2 separate regions of the Homo sapiens genome follow, and region 2 is linked to region 1. The links are chromatin loops, found by intact Hi-C in ENCODE. Cell type or tissue: B cell. All regions are shown on one strand. Links, peaks and the distances in the headings refer to the core of each region. The heading gives the core; the rest is flanking DNA.

Region 1 (8,324 bases), core at 144-8,143:
CACTGTTAACGAAAAGCAGGGAGATGACCTGCTCTGAGCCACAGGAGAGGACAGCGTGCTCAGGCATGACAGGGGTGGGAGAGTGCAGGGTGGCGGGGGAACAGAATGGGGATGCAGTGATGAGGGTGAGACCGGGGAACAGAATGGGGATACAGTGATGAGGGCGAGACCAGAGACTCCAGCGTAGGGAGGAGGTAAAGGTGGGGGACTTTCTAGGGACTAGACCCTGAAGCAAGGGTCAGGCTTGGGTGGACAGAGGGAAGAGGCACTCTTGGGGTTGGGGGGGAGGAAGTGGGGCATGCTGACAAAGTCTTGGAACACAAAATAAGCATGAAGAGGCCCGAGGGAGCGAGAAGAGGGCAAACAGCCCTGTGGGAGACGGAGCTGGGAGACAGTGTGGCTGCAGATTGTTTTAAAGAGCCTCGGATGCCAGGAGGAGTTGCCCCCAAAACCACAGGTCGGCCCTCTGACCCAGGGCACCCTTAGGCCGGTTTCCCAGCTGGAGCCAGCCCTTTGGAGAGGGATGTCCTTTGAGGAGACAGCCAGTAAGTTTCAGAGATAGGTGTGGTGTAACAGAAAAAAGATGAATTTGGGGTTCAAGTCTCCAAGTTAAATTTCAACCCGTCCACTTACTAGCTGTGTGACTTAGGGCTAGTTACCTAAGGTCTCTGAGCTGTTTCCTCTTTTGTAAGATCAGGCTCAAAATATACTTCTCTCATGATAGATAGTGCAGATTCAGCAAGATAACGGCCTGGGGGTGAGGGAGTGGAAAGGGTGCTCAGCAGAGCTGGTTTCCCTTTCTTTCCTCTGAGGTCAAGATGGAATGATAATATGGGGCCGGATGGGGGGCCGCCTCTCAGCCTACAAGAAAGCACTTCAGCAGCTCTGCAAAGCCTTCTGGGAGGGAGAAATTGACATCTCCCCTCCCCTGGCTGAATCAGCTAGCAGAATGGGAAAGAAAAGACTGGGGATTTGGGGAAAATACTCTAATCCCTGTTCCAGTTTTGTCACCAACCTTTCTTTATCCCCAAATGCACTTGACTTTTTCCCCTGGGTGTGCTGTGGCCCAGCTGTGAACTTTGGAGTCAAATAGACCAGCATTTGAATCCTGGCTCCACCTCTTCTCAGCAAAGTGAAATAAATTTTTTAATCTTCCTGTACTCCAGGCACTGGGGATAAAACCATAAACAAATCGATAAAGGGCCCCACTCCCACAGACCTGTCCTCTGGTGGAATTATTGGGCTGGGCGCCGTGGCTCACACCTATAATCCCAGCACTTTGGGAGGCCGAAGCAGGCAGATCACAAGGTCAGGAGATCGAGACCATCCTGGCTAACATGGTGAAACCCTGTCTCTACTAAAAATACAAAAAATTAGCTGGGCGTGGTGGCGGGTGCCTGTAGTCCCAGCTACTGGGGAGGCTGAAGCAGAAGAATGGTGTGAACCCAGGAGGCGGAGCTTGCAGTGAGCCGAGATCACGCCACGGCACTCCAGCTTGGGCAATAGAGCGAGACTCTGTCTCAAAAAAACAAAACAAAACAAAACAAAACAAAAAAACAAATGCTTATTGAGCACCTACTAAGTGCTAGGTGGGAAGTGCTAATTAGGGAAAGGGAATCTGGTCGGTGGGAGCAAGGGAAAGCAAAAAGAGAAATTAGATAAGCTGTGAGTCTGCCTTTCTTCATGTCTAGGACATATAGCTCTCCTGTGCAAATAATTCACAATCTTCCTGTGCCCGACTATCACCAGACTCCTGCAAGTTAGCTCACTGTACCCTTGGCAAGTTAGCTCACTGTACCCTTGGCGTTTGATACTGCACAAAAACCTCCTCAACAGATAGCATAACACTAATTCTATAAAATCTCCAACAACCTTTTGTTTCCTGGCAGTCAGCTTCTCTTCTGCCTTCTTGCAATGTATTTTCCTACTTTTTCTAATAAATCTGCCTTTATCTACAACTGTCTTAGTAAGTTTTTGTTTTGTTTTGTTTTGTTTTTTGTTTGTTTGTTTTGAGACGGAGTCTTGTTCTGTTGCCCAGGCTGGAGTGCAGTGGCATGATCTCGGCTCACCACAACCTCCCGCTCTGGCATTCAACCATTCTTCTGTCTCAGCCTCCCACGTAGCTGGTACTATAGGTGTGTGCCACCATGTTCAGCTAATTTTTGTGTTTTTAGTAGCGATGGTTTTCACCATGTTGGCCAGGCTGGGCTCAAACTCCTGACCTCAAATAATCCACCCACCTTGGCCTCCCAAAGTGCTGGGATTACGGGCGATAGCCACCACGCCCCAGGCCAGTGTTGGAGGAGTGGGGGAGGGTATTGCAGGTGGGGAGGAAGATAGTGAAAGACCCTGAGGCACAGAAAGCCTCAGTGGCTCAAGGGACAGCCAGAAGGCCAAGGTGATGAGACCGGCAAGCAGGGGAGAGTGGTGTTTGAGGAAGGGACAGATTCTATAGGGTGTTGTGGGCCAGAGATTTTTATTACAGGAGTTTAGGTTTTATCATATGAGCAATGGGGAGCCATTGAAAGATGTTTATAAGCAGGGTAGTGATATGATAAAGAGTGAAGGTCGGCTGGGCCCTGTGGCTCTCGCCTGTGATCCCAGCACTTTGGGAAGCTGAGGCAAGAGGATCACTTGAGGCCAGGAGTTTGAGACCAGCCTGGGCAACAGAGCAAGACCCTGTCTCTACAAAAAAAAAATTTCTAATTAGCTAGGCATGGTGGTGTGTGCTGGTAGCTAGCAATCTTCCCATCTCAGCCAGGCTGAGGTGGGAGGATCACTTAGGGTGGGAAGATGGAGGCTGCAGTGAGCCACTGAACTTCAGCCTGTGCAACAGAGTGAGACCCTGACTCCAGAAAAAAAAAAAAAAAAAGTTAAGGTCAAAGGTCAAAGCCCTAGTGAGGAGGCTGTTGCATGGCCTGGACCAGGGCTGACGGGTCTAGCCCTGGTGGAAGCAGCGGGATAGGGAAGTGAATGGACAAAGGCAAGTCCCAGGGCAGCTCTCCGTGAGGGGTTGTTTGTGGGGAGTGAGGCCACAGGAGAAATCAGGCATGACTCCTCAGTCCTCAGGTGTGGCTGGAGCACCTGGGGAGATGGTGCGAGATGGGAGAACCTGGGGAGAGTGCCAGGCTGGGGGAACACTCAGGAGTTTGGTTTTGGACAAAATGAGCTTGGGATGCCTGTGAAATGTGGAGTCAAGGCAGTGTTGGGAACTGAACACTAGCTCTCTGAGGCTGGGCCACTCTTGCCTGGCTGTTGGGCCTGCCCCAGGGGAATGGAGAAGAGAGGAGAGGTTGGAGACCCACCCCTGGATGTGGGGAACCAGAGAGAAGCTTCTGGCTGCATTTTGATGATACAAGTGCCAAATGGGATAGCTCCATGCAAAGTTGGGTTGGCCTCCAGCAGTCCAGAGCTTATGCACATGTATGTGCATTTATACCCTTATGGGGTCCCCTGGGAAGGGAAGGGCCGCTCCTCTCTCCACCCAGCCTCCTCCCCTCCCCCAGCCTCTTTGCACAGAGATGACAGTTTAGAGAAGCTGGTGTGAAATAGCTTGAAACTCAGACCGTCTGGGCAGTCCCCCAGGGCAGAAAACAGGAAGCCAAGATTAAAGGCAGATTTCCAGCAAAGTCCCCTTCTATTTCCTGCAGAGCAGGTGCTCAGGCTGAGTTGGCTGCTAGCAAGAGGGGCCGGGCAGCTTCCCTTGCTGACAGCACCTCCAGGCCCCCCGCAGTGGCTGGCTTTCCAGCTTTGGGAGCTGTCCTTTGGCCCTGTCATCACCATCCCCACCAGGCCCTTAAGGAATGCGCCTCCTCCGGAAAGAGGCTGTCGCGGGAGTCATCACTAGGAAAGAGGCTTAACGGTGGCACAGACAGGAAGCAGAACTTGGGGGCACCCGTGAGGCAATGGGACCAAGCAGAAAAGGCATGGGCCGTGGGTCACTCAGGCCTGGCATGAATCCAAGGTGCAGGGTGCAGGGTGCAGGGTCTCACTGAGCTGTGGGGATGGGTTGAGACATGAAAGTAGGGGGAAAGGGGCCTTCAGGGAAGGTGGCCAGGGAGATCCGGCCAGTGCTGGGGCTGAGTGTCTCTAGGGAGAAACAGGGAGAAGCCAAGAGGCCACAGTAGCCCTTGTCATCTTAATGCCAGGGGCCTGTTGGCTGAGTGCCAGCTGAGGCCCACAGATAGCAAAGACTCAGGGAACCAGGGGCCAGGACAGGCCTCCCCTGTGACCTCTGCCCCTTCCTGCCTGACCTGCGGGAGAGCAGGCTCTTGGGGATTCCATCAAGTCAAGCAGCTGAGACTTCCTCCTGCAGAGATAAACCTTGGCCTTCCCAATAACCCCTCTCGCCCTCCTGAGAAGGCCTGAGCTCCCATCCTTCCAAAGCTGTCCTTTGGAGGAAACATGTCTGCCTGAATCTAGGCACTGAAAACCTCCCTCCTAAGGCTGGAAAGTTTATTATGAGGATGAGGCATTGGCCCAGGAGACCCAGGTTCTAGGGACAGACACTGCTTCTTTTTTTTTTTTTTTTGAGATGGAGTCTCGCTTTGTCGCCCAGTCTGGAGTGCATGGTGTGATCTCGGCTCACTGCAACCTCTGCCTCCCAGGTCCAAGCAATTCTCCTGCCTCAGCCTCCCGAGTAGCTGGGATTACAGGCGCCACCACCACACCCGGCTAATTTTTGTATTTTTAGTAGAGATGGGGTTTTACCATATTGGCCAGGCTGGTCTTGAACTCCTGAACTTGTGATCCGCCCGCCTTGGCCTCCCAAAGTATTGGGATTACAGGTGTGAGCCACCGCGTCCGGCCGACACTGCTTCTTACTTTGGGCCAGTCCTTCTCCTCTAGGCCTGTTTCCCTACCTAGCAACTGAAGGGTTTGGATTTGGTGATCCATAGGTCTGAATCCCTGTGTACAAGTGGAGGACCTTGGGAGTAAGGTGGGGAGGGGCTGCTGACTGCCTCTAATTTCTGTCCCCCTGGGACCAGAGAACTATCATTTACTGAACACCTACTATGTGCCAGGTACTTTATTATTATCATTGATAATAGCAGCTAATATTTATTGAGCACTTACTATGCACAACCGCTTTTCATGTCAGACCAAGGTCAGCTCTCTCCACTGCACCAGTTTGCTCCAAGAGGATTTCCTGAGAAGTTAGTTTTTGTTTCCCGTCGCGATGATGGTAGAAGTCTTGATTTGTTGGCTTGGTGGCTTGAGTGGTGTGGTGGTGACCCAACTGAGAGGCCACTGGGAACTGGAGGACCCCACCCTCGGGGCCTGAGGCAGCCAGCACTCAGGGGTTAACTGGCAGACCCCTGATCGCAAAGGTTTTGGGTCCTGGGCTTCCTGGTTTGATATCTCCCTAGAGAGGGCAGATCCAGAGCCAAGTCTATGACAAGAGTTCGCCAAGGTGCCTGGGATCCCTGCAGGCTGTCCCAGCGCCTCCCCCACGCACACGATTCCCTCCTCCTGGGTCCCTATCTTCTTGGAATGTTCTGTCTTGTGGGGGCAGAGGTGTTCAACAAGGCGAGGCAAGTTCCCAGAGGATTGTGCAAGTGCAGTGTGAGTGCGGAGCAGAGACCTCTCCTCACCTGAGCACTCAGACCCTGCAGGAGGAGAGGTGGTGCCTGGGGGCCTGGCAGAGGGGGCAACAGGAGCAGAGGCCCTGGAACTGGAAGGGATTGAGCTTTGGGCAAAAGGAAAACAGGCCAGGATGGGATGGGGTCAGAGCCTTGGAAGCAGAGGCGCAAATGGCCAGAGCCTGTAGGATCCCCTGTGGAATAGGGGAGTCTTTGGACTTCATCCTTAGGGCATCGGGGCCCCGCCCCCATGCTATTTGAGGGTTCACCACAGCCTCAGCTGATCAGATTTGCATGTTAAAAATATTACTTCTGCTTCTGGTTGGAGAATTGACTGGCTGTCCTCGGGAAGCTTTGATGACCTCTTCCCACATCCCAAGGCTGGAAGCCTCCCCTCTGCTATTGTCCCTCACTGGCCCACTTCTTAGTATTATAGCACTGACTACCCACTTCGTATTTGTGTCCTGATCGGCTGCTGGAGGCTGAATCCTGGTACTCAAACGTTTGTTGAATGAATAAGTGATATGAATTTCAATTAATAATAATAATAATAGGCAATGCTAATGTAGGTGTTGCATGTGCTAGCATCATTCTAAGCATTTTACGTGTCTTTTTGTTTGTTTGTTTTTGAGACAGAGTCTTGCTCTGTTGCCCAGGCTGTAGTGCAGTGGTGCGATCTCATCTCCTGCAACCTCCACTGCCACCCCCCTCCCCCCACCCTGGGTTCAAGTGATTCTCCCACCTCAGCCTCCCAGCAAGTAGCTGGGACCACAGGCACATGCGTGCCATCACACCCAGCTAATTTTTGTATTTTTAGTAGAGACAGGGTTTCGCCATCTTGGCCAGGCTGGTCTGGAGCTCCTGAGCTCAAGTGATCCACCTGCCTTGGCCTCCCAAAGTGCTGGGATTACAGGTGTGAGCCACCGCACCCTGCTGTTTACTTTTTTTTTGAGAAAGGGTCTCCCTATGTGCCTAGGATGGTTTTGGAGCTTCTAGGCTCAAGCAATCCTTCTGCCTCAGCCTCTCAGAGTAGCTGGGACTACAGGGGCCTGCCTGGCTATTCTACATGTCTTAAGTTTCATTTGATCCTCCCAATCTCTTTACAATGTAGATATTATTATTACTTCTATTTGCAGATAAGAAAACTAAAGAGGGATTTAAGGAGGACACAGTCACCAGATCCCAGCTGGGGGAAAAGGGACCCGGGATGCCACCACATCATTCTTGCTCAATTTATTACAAAGTCTTCCAGGTTGGAGTCCTGGCTGCACCCCATCCCAGCCTTGTGACCTTAAGCAAAAGTCACTGAACCTTTCTGAGCCTCAGTTTCCTCATCTCTAAAGTGGGACTGAGAGGACCCATGTCACAGGGGACTTATGCTAAACCGAGATGATGTAAAGTTGCTTGCTTAGCAGGGTTCTTTGACACAAGGCAGACTTTCACACCACGGCAGTTAGATGAATATTTTTTCTCTCACTCCTGAAACAGGCTTTGTAGTTCTGGCTCTCCCCTGCTGGGTTCAGTCGGGCTTTCCAAGGGTAGGGCCAGGCCTTTTGTCTGTTCCTAGGCCTACAGTTTCGCAATGGCTGATGAATTGAAAACCCTCATTCATCCATTCACTAAATATTGAGGGCGTGTTTACTACCTTCCAGGCACTGGAGCAGCTGGAATTGGGCAGAGCCAGAGCTACCTGGTTCCCACCTGGAGTCCTGGGCTCACAGCAGGCTGACATATCTCCCTCAATGCTGTCAGGGGTCACTTTTGTGCTGAACCCAATAGTCCCCAGGCTCTGCCTTGCTGACTGGAAGCCGCAGTTGGCACTGTTCTGGCTTTCCTCCTGGGAACTCTTTGGGCGAAAGCAGGAAAAGAGGCCCTGGGGTTCTCTGCAGTGCAAAGGTTAGAGACCTGGCCCAAGGTGGGGCAGGTGAGAAGGAGCAGGAGGTCTGCTCTGCGAGGGCTGGGAAGAGAGAGCAACTGGGCACTGGTGAGCCTCAGGCCCAGCTTTTGCAAAACCCATGCAAATGCCCCCGCCCAGGTGTTACACCTGTGAAGAAACCTGTGTGCCAACATTGTCCCTGTCAGAGATCAGAGGAGCTTTTGAAAGACCTCCTTGCCTGATTGGGGGTGGGGTGGAACTGGGCTGGGGGCTGGGGCCAGGGATAGATACTCCCTGAGCCGGAGGAGACTTTGGAAGCCCCAGTGAGTCAGGGATGAGGCCTGGAGGGCCCTTTGTCAGGGGACTCCAGAGGACCTGGAGGGAAATGCCCCTTCCTTTTGGCCCGTAAGACCCCCAGAATTTCCTTCTAGAGAGTGTGTGTTTGGGTGAGGTGAGCTCCGTGAGGACAGGGACTGGCTCCCTTTCTTCTGTCTCTCCATGGGAAGGCACAGAGCCTGTAGCCATAAATGTGTGCTGAATGAATACGTGAGTGACCAGATTTTCCCCCGGGGGTCTCAGGGCTCCCGTTCCAAGGAGAAGCTCCTTGCCTGCATCCCTATTGCCCGCGCCCCAGTCTATCTTCTTGAATCCCTAACTGGAAGCTTTGGGTCTCCAGGAGTGCTCTCCTGACATTGAGGTAGCCCCGGGAGGTCCCAGTCACCTCTCCCTCCAGCCAGGGTCAGTTCCTTCTTTTCTTTTTTTTCTTTTATTTTGAGACAGAGTCTCACTTTGTCGCCCAGGCTGGAGTGTAGTAGAGCGATCTTGGCTCCCTGCAAGCTCCATCTCCCAGGTTCAAGTGATTCTCC
Region 2 (8,324 bases), core at 55-8,054, 380 kb after region 1:
ACCCACCTGAGAGCTGGGGACCAGGGACGACTGGACCACAGGAGGCCCCAGAGGGAGGCGCCTGCAGGGAGGGAAGCCTCCTCAGTCATTTGCCCCACCCACAGAAAGCTGGAGGCTGGACGTCCCTAGGGTGTGTGGCCATGAGGAGAGAGCCTTTATTCCTGTCCTTTCAGGACAATGGGCCAGATGAGGCCCCACCAGGTACTTGGGTTTCCTGGGTGGGTCGGGGCTTTCCTGGAATGCTCAACCTTCCTGGTGTCCCAGGGTTGAGGTAACTGCATGGGAAGAGGGTAGGCAGGAAGCCCTTACGGTCTGTAAGGACCTGTCCTGCCCTGGAGTCTGGGTTCAGGTGGTCATCAGAGCCTGCACGCCTCCACCACTCTCAGCATGTGGGCCTGCTCCCTGTTCAGAGCAACCCCCTTACTGAGCACCTGTGTGGTGCAGGCTGTGCTGGGAGGAGGCTTGTGAAGAGCAGGTGAGCTAGGACTGGGCACCAGAGAAGGAGGAGCCCCTTTCGCTGCTGGGGCAGGAGCTAGAGCCCCCACGGGCATGTTTTGGTGTGGGGACAGATTCAACAGGAGCCCAGGGATCTTTCTGAAATGTGACACTTGCCTCCACCCTCCTTGCCAGAAAGGGACATTGCTCAGCCACCTGGCTCAGCTTCAATAAGCAAGTAGTAATAGTGGTGAACAAAAGCCAAATGCGTAAGTCACGCACCTGCCCGGGACTGTTCTGAAACTTTGTGTGAATTGTCTTGGTTAGTTTTCTCACCAGCCCTTTGAGGTTGATACTATTACTATTGTCTCCATTTCATAGTTCAAAGAACTGAGGCTGAGAAAGAGTAAGTAGTTTACCAAAATTTCACAACAAAAAGATGCATCTAATCTTTGTCCTCAAGAAACAGGGGTTCTACTTTTACTTTTTTTTTTTTTTTTTGAGATAGGATCTTGTTCTGTTGCCTAGGCTGGAGTGCGGTGGCACGATCTTGACTCACTGCAACCTCTGCCTCCCGAGTTCGAGTGATTCTCTTGCCTCAGCCTCTTGAGTAGCTGGGATTACACCACGCCTGGTTAATTTTTTTTTTTTTTTAATTTTTAGTAGATACGGGGTTTCACCATGTTGACCAGGCTTGTCTCAAACTCCTGACCTCAAGTCATCCACCTGCTTCAGCCTCCCAGAATGCTGGGATTACATGTGTGAGCCACTGTGCCCGGCCCAAGCTCCTGCTCTCTTTGCTGGGTTCGCGGTTAATACAAGTGATACACACAGCAGAGAGAAGCAGTCAGGTGGGCCACTCTGGCAAAATGGCAAAGATCAGGTCTGGGACAGAGTCTGCCCCAGTGACCAGGGTTCCCTACACAGAGTCCATTAGCACCCGAGTCTTGGACCTCAGAGGAAGATGATGGGATCACTTGTTCCAAGACACCCTGAGGCTCTGAGACAGGGAGGTCACCTGTCAATCTGTCCTACTTGGGACCGAGGTGGGCTGAGAGGCCCTCTGCTTGGGCTGCAGGGCCCCTGCAGGGGTTGAGGATCAGCTTTCTCCTCTCATTGGTTCCTGCCAGAACCATCTTAGGGAGCAGCTGCTGTGGGGGCTGCTCTCCCACAGCAGGGAACCCACATCCTGCCCCATTACAGCAAAGTGAGCATCCGGTGGGGGAAGGACCCCCACGGGGGGCCTGAAGCTGATGAAAGTTGAGTCAGGGTGACTCAGTGGAAGGCCTCTTCCCACTGCTGTCTCCAAGTGGAATACTGTGGTCAGACCAAAGGAAGAACTTCCCAACCTCTGGTCCCACATCTGGAATGCATGCCAAAAAGGGGTCTCTGAGAGAACATGGCAGTTTGGCAGTTCTCAGGCTCTGTCATGCTACATACTGACCTCAGAAAGACCCCGGGAGGCAGACTGCAGATGGGGAAACTGAGGAAAGGGACAGGACCTGTACCAGAGCTGGGACTGTAGCTGGACCTTGAGTCTGCTCATCATGGGGGCACCTGCCCAAGGAGAGGGCAGCACCCCACTGCAATGCCCCCTATGTTTCCCCAGAGCCCCTCTCCTCCCATCTGCTCCTCAGAGGCCTTGTCTCGAGGTAGGAGTGGAGTGAGGGGGTGGGGGTTTCCCTGAGCAAAGAATAGTTCTCCTGTAGGATGCTGTTTTAAGAAACACACAAATAGACAAGCCACCCAGCCAGTCAGACAAGTTTGGCTTTCCAAACCTGTCCCTGGGGTGGCTGTTGTTGCCTTTTTATTTATTTATTTATTTATTTATTTATTTATTATTTATTTATTTATGTATTTATTGAGTAAAGGTTCATATAACACAAATTTTGCCATTTCAAAATGCACATTGCAGTGGTTTTGAGTATATTCATAATGCTCTATGACACCTACCTCTAGCTAACTCTGGAACATTCCATCACCCCCAAGAAACCTCGTGCCTGTTAGCAGTTACTTCCCCTTTCCTTGTCCCCCAACTAATGTACTTTCTGTCTCTATGCATTTGTCTCTTCTGGACATTTTTTAAAAAATTAAATTAAATAATTTATTCAGAGATGAGGTCGCGCTATGTTTTCCAGGCTGGATTCAAACTCCTGGGCTCAAGTAATCCTCCTGCCTGGGCCTCCCAAATAGTTGGGACTACAGGCGTGAGCCACTGCATCCAGCTTCTAGGCATTTCATATAAATGGAATTGTACATGTCACCTTTTGTGTCTGACTTCTTTCACTTAGCATACTGTTTTCAGGGGTTATCATGTGGTAGCCTGAACCAGGACGCCCCATCTTCTCACTGCTGAATGAGAGCTCATTGTGTGGCTAGGCCATGTTGCTTATCTGTGCCTCAGTTGATGGACATGGACATTGTTCCCACTTTTCGGCTGTTATAATAATATCCAGAATAACGCTGTATGAATATTTGTGTACAAGTTTTTGTGTGATCAGATGTTTTCAACTCTTTGGAACATCTATTTACCTGGGAGTGGGACTGCAGAATCCCATGGTAACTCTGTGTTCAACGTTTTGGGCAACTGACAAACTGCTTTCCACAGAGGTGATACCATTTTACATCCCCGCCATCAGAGTGTGAGGGCTCTAATCTTGCCACAGTCTCACCAACACTTGTTATTTTCTCTGCCTTTATTCTTTCAACACACACACACACACACACACACACACACACAGAGAGAGAGAGAGAGAGAGACATTGAGACAGGGTCTTGCTCTGTCACCCAGGCTGGAATACAGTGGTGCAATTTTGGCTCACTGCAATCTCCGTCTCCTGGTCTCAAGCAATCCTCCCACATCAGCCTCCCGCGCAGCTGGGACTGCAGGTGCATGCCACCACACCCAGATAATTTTGTGTATCTTTTGTGGAGATGAGGTTTCACCACATTACCGAGGCTGGTCTCGAACTCCTGAACTCAAGAGATCTGTTGGCCTTGGCCTCCCAAAGTGCTGAGATTTCAGACATGAGTCACTGTGCCTGGCCTTCAACACATATTTTGTTGAGCCCCTGCTTGGTGTCAGGCCTGTGCTGGGGTAGGGGATGCAGGGGTCCAGGCTGCTCTTGCAGAGCCAAAGGGACATAGATGTGACCCAGTGGTGGCTGGTGCTGAGTGGAGGGAAGGAGGAGGTGAAGTGATGGGAGTGACCTGCATGGACAGTCAGGGCAGGCTTCAGGGAGGCAGCGTTTGTGCCCTGGGAAGGTCTTGGCTGTTACTGTCCAATCCCAGCCTCTGTCCCTTCCCAAGTCCCCAGGATGAGTGGTAGTCAAGGTGCTGGGTGCCTCAGTGTTATAATGTGAAAAGTCTCAGCCTGGCCTGAAACTCACCCATTAGAGCCCTCACCTGCAGATTCTATGCCCACAGCCCAGGCCAGATGAGGAAACTGTGGCTCAGAGAAGGGAATGACTTCCCAAAGGTCATCCCAAAAGGTAGTGGCAGAGGGAGACCAGATCCCTGATCTACAGATGCCCAGCCTGGGGTCCTTTTAGCTCTGATGGGGTGAGGCCTGGGGCAGCATGAGGCTGGGAGCAGGGAAGATGGGGGAGGGCAGGAGGCTGAGAGAGCCCAGGTGAGAGAGGGCCAAGCTTGAAAGGTTTTCCCAGGCTGGGGGAGAGGCCCTGGTCAGGATGTGTATGGGTAAGGGGTGAGATACAGAGGTCCCTGGGGCGGGCCCAGACCTGTTTCTCCTTTGCCCAGTTTCAGTTCTGTTTTGCTTGTCCCCTTCTGTTTTGCGTTCAGAGTGGGTTGGGGTGGTGGTGGGGTGACTCTTAGCCCCCATCTTGATCCCCATGGTGGGGGATGAGGAGATGGGCTTAACTCCAGACACCACTTTCAGTCCCCCTTTCTACCCCCACCCAGGGTCCCCCAGTCTAAGGGCGGATGCGGGAGGCCTGGCTGGGTCCGTCCTCACAAGGAGGGGCAAGCTGGGCAGAGCCTGGCTGGCCTCCCCTGCTGCCATACCTTGGAGCCCACAGCCTCCAGTGGGTAGTGACTGGCCCCAAATCTAGACATAGGTAATGTTTGCTTAGTGAGCTCATGTGCTATGGGACTAAGTTGAAATGCTCTGCCCCTTACTCATACACCCTTATTGACTCACAGGTCCCCAAGGTGAGTCACGCCCACATCAGGTATTGTGGGTGTATGAGACATACACCCACTGCAAACTGGGATGCAGTTTCCAGTCCCCCTGCCAGCATGCTTAGGGCACCAGGAAGGGCAGTGGGTGCTGATGGGCCCCAGATTTACCAAAGATGACTCCAGTTGGAGGCCTTGGACTGCTGTGGGCTTGTCAGGGGCCTTTGTGGCCCTGGGAGGAGGTGTCTGGGGCTGCTCCAATGTCTTTGGGGTCTCTCAGGTTGGGGTGGATCCTTTGGGAGTGCTGGGCACTGGCAGAGACTCAGGCCGCAGGGAGGGGACTTGCTTTCCCTCTGGCTCCCTCAGGAGGCCTCAGCTGCAGTGCTGGGTGCTGGCTGTCCTCAAACCCATGTCCTCCAGCCCCCTGACGTCTTCTCATTTCCTCATCTCAGGTTTCAGCCCACTCAGGCTGACGTTGCCTTCTGATCTCGTTTTTCAGCAGCCCCCAGGTCTCCGTGGCTGCTGTGCAGAAACGCGAGTGGTTGGGGGAAGTCCACATGATGCTGGCCTTGAAGAGCCTCCTGCCAGCCAGGCCTCAGGAGGGCTCACTTCCCCATTGCAGAACTCCTGCGGAGACCCAGGGGCAATTTCTGGTCTTTAGCACAGGGCCTCTGAGGGGCTGGCTTTTCCTAGGGGCTGCCCTGGTGCTGTGGCACCGTGGGGTGGGGGATTTCGGCAACGCCAGGGGCTCGACATGGCTGAAACTTCTTTGGACAGCTCAGCTACCCCAGGTAGAAGCCTCTGTCCCTCCCGGAGCCAGGCCTGTCCCAGCTTCGAAGTCAGATGTTGGGACATGCTGTATGCCTTTGGGACGAGTAGCCCCGTGGGCTCAGAGCTCTGACAGTGAACCCAGATGGGGTTGCTGTGAGGCACTGGGCGGGTCTAAACAAACAAGGTGCTGTGTGAGTGCATAGGTGCGAACAGGCTGCTCCAAGGGACTCTTGAATTGTCTTTGCGGACAAGTGGGAGTTAGCTGGAAAAGAAGGAGCTGCGTGGTCAGAGGCGTGGAGGCAGGCAGTGGAATAACCCATGTGGAGAACTGCAAGCATTTCCACATGACTGACTGGAGTGTGAGGGGGTGTAGGAGACCGGAGGGCAGGCGGTGGGCAGGGGGCTGGAGAAGGACCCTGAGGGCTCAGCCAAGGAGCAGGACTTTTCCTGAAGCAGCAGAGGCAGAGAGCCAGGCCCCTCCTGAGCCCTCTCACTTCTGTGCAGGGACACCTCCCAGTGAAGTAGGCCTGGGCCTCAGAGGCACCCCGACCCTGGCTGCTGACTCAGCTCTGCCTCTGTGAGGGCCAGTGGGGGGCTGCCCACATGAGCCACGGAGCCATGGCATGGCCTGGGGCTGGCTCTCCTGGGCTGCCCTCCACCCAAGGTCTTGAGGTTCTGCCATTCCCTCTTCAAGGGGTCTGACCATGCAGCCCTAGGTGGGGACGGACCCTGTAGCCTGCTCACTGGTGCCTGGGGTGCCACTGCCAGTCCTGCTCTGGCGCTGATGGGGAGGCAGAGGCAGCCGCCAGAGAGAAGATCCCAGGTGGGGAGAATGTGGGCAAGAGGCCATGCTCCCTCCTGCAGCCTTCATGAAGGCTCAGAGTGTTCTGGAAGTGTTTGGGGGCTGGCCTCATCTCCTCGGCTAGCTCCAACGCCTCCCGGCTCGGCCCCCACATATCACGCTCAAGTGGACCGATCCTGACTGAGGCAGAAAGTAGAACTGGCCCCTCACCATGCGCTCCAGCCCTACTGCTGAAGGAGGCAGGATGGCACAGAGGTGAGGGCGTGAATTCTGCATCACTCAGACTTGGGGCTAGATCCTGGGTCTGGTGGGGAGCACACTGGGCTGGCAAGGCCCGTCGTGCTTTACTAGCTACCTTTGACCCAGTAATCCCACTTCCAGGAGTCTGTCTTACAGAGACACCCGAACGAATATGACAGATGCACACACACCAAGCTGCATACTTGTGATGGCAGAAGATCAAAAACATTAATAGCCATCAGCTTGGGACTGATATATCCCAATGGTATGTCCCCATGATGGAATTCAAGACAGCTCTAAAAAGAATGTGAGACTGGGTGCGGTGGCTCACGCCTGTAATCCCAGCGCTTTGGGAGGCTGAGGTGGGCAGATTACTTGAGGTCAGGAGTTGAAGACCAGCCTGGCCAACATGGCAAAACCCTGTCTCTACTAAAAATACAAAAATTATCCAGGCGTGGTGGTGTGCACCAGGTACTCGGGAGGCTGAGGCACGAGAATTGCTTGAACCTGGGAGGCGGAGGTTGCAGTGAGCTGAGATCACACCACTGCACTCCAGCCTGGGCAACAAAGCGAGACCCTGTCTCGAAAAAAAAATCTGAAAGTTTTCTGTGTATGAAAGTGCAAAAAAGCTCTGGGATTTCTGTTAAGTAAGAAAGCAAGTAAAAGTCAGTGAAGAGTAGAGAAAACACCCAATGCCCAGGCCAGGGCAGGAGGCAGCATGACGGGCTCAGGAGGCCCTGGGGAGTTTGGTGGGACCGGGAGCAAGAAGGGACAGACCAGGCAAGTGAGAAGGAGACCAGCTTGGGAGGGCCCCTGGGTGCAGAGAAGAAACTGAAAACTACCAGGAGCCAAGGGACAGTTTTCAGCAGATTCGGATCTCCTTTGTCTGGTACCAAGATCTGGCAAGTGTAAAGCAATAATCCACATTTATAATGTGCTTTGCATGCAGCATCTCATTTAAACCTCTCAGCACTGTAACCCCTATGAGAGAAGTGCTATTATCACAACATGTGGAACTGGAGCACAGGAAGGTTAAGGAACCAGTCCAAAGTCACACTGCTGGTAAACAGCAGAGCCAGAGAAAGGACCCTGAGCCCACGCCAGAATCACCTTGCTATCCTGCCTTTCACAGCGGTGTTGGATTGGAAGGGGATTGCTGGAGACCGGGGACAGTCAGGGGCTGTTATGAGTTGGGGACCCAGACGAGAAACAGTGAGGGCCTGGGGAAGGCAGCGAGTTTGGGTTGGGGATTCAAGTGTAGATTGAAAAGCTCTGAAGGATGTGGGAACGAGACCTGGTGGTGAGTGGGGCCCCTAATCCATTCACTCATTCATGCAGCAAAAGTATAGAGTGCCTACTGGGTGCCAGGTACTGTCCTGGGAGCTGGGCTTACATCAGTCACCAAAACCAACAAATGCCCCTGCCCTCAAGGGGCTTTCCTTCTAGCTGATGGAAACAGACAATAGTAATAGACATAAGAAATATGTAATTAGGTAATCTGTTAGAACCGTGGAAAGCTAAAGTAAAGGTAAGGGGGATTGGCAGCCCGTGTCCAGGAGACATCTGAAGTTTTAAGTGAGGTGGTCAGGGAAAGCGTCATCAAGAAGGTGACATTTGAACAAAGACTGAAAGAAGGTGAGGGGCGAGCTGTGCAGGTGTTTGGGGAAGGGCACTCCAGGCAGAGGGAACAGCCAGGGCAAAGGCCCGGGGCTGGGGCGTGTCTGGCGCGTTCGAGGAACAGCAGCGGGGAGGCTGTCACCCCTGTCCATCAGTGCCTGTCTCTTCTTCTGGAAACAGGGAAGGGCTACACTTCTTCCATTTGGGGTTAGGCCCAGCTGTGTAATCTGCTTTGGCCAGTGAGATACGAGTGGAAGAGATGCGTGCCACTTCCGAGCTGAAGCATGCAGGAGTCAGCGAGTGATTCCACATTCCCTTCACC

The links. Hi-C counts contacts between places; a loop is a spot of excess contacts. Peaks named below come from ENCODE experiments on the same cell type or tissue, not always from the same donor. Only the 100,000 strongest peaks of a DNase experiment are listed, where the experiment ranks them.
Region 2: it touches region 1 in a loop (6-fold over the local background); 10 of 110 quality-filtered maps call a loop at or near these places.

Annotation. Positions count from the first base shown.
Region 1 is chr15:74,772,787-74,781,110 of GRCh38, reverse strand. No RefSeq gene overlaps it. Among named protein-coding and RNA genes, the nearest start is that of CSK, 5.1 kb to the left of the region's middle. RefSeq lists a silencer at 2,189-2,483 and enhancers at 2,826-3,356, 5,573-5,642, 5,663-5,772, 6,872-7,449. In B cell, for the core only: no CTCF peak of the experiment used is centred there; DNase peaks (open chromatin) are centred at 620, 1,640, 3,570 and 5,870; H3K4me3 peaks cover 4,020 bases; H3K27ac peaks cover 7,418 bases.
Region 2 is chr15:74,393,403-74,401,726 of GRCh38, reverse strand. LINC02255 (long intergenic non-protein coding RNA 2255) reads right to left here. Exons shown (of 4, transcript NR_146881.1): 4 at 6,971-8,324. Among named protein-coding and RNA genes, the nearest start is that of MIR6881, 14 kb to the left of the region's middle. RefSeq lists enhancers at 1-285, 1,566-1,795, 1,554-2,054, 3,927-3,976, 3,997-4,416 and 6 more. In B cell, for the core only: a CTCF peak has its summit at 5,017; DNase peaks (open chromatin) are centred at 676, 2,426, 4,176, 5,086 and 4 weaker places; H3K4me3 peaks cover 1,046 bases; H3K27ac peaks cover 7,204 bases.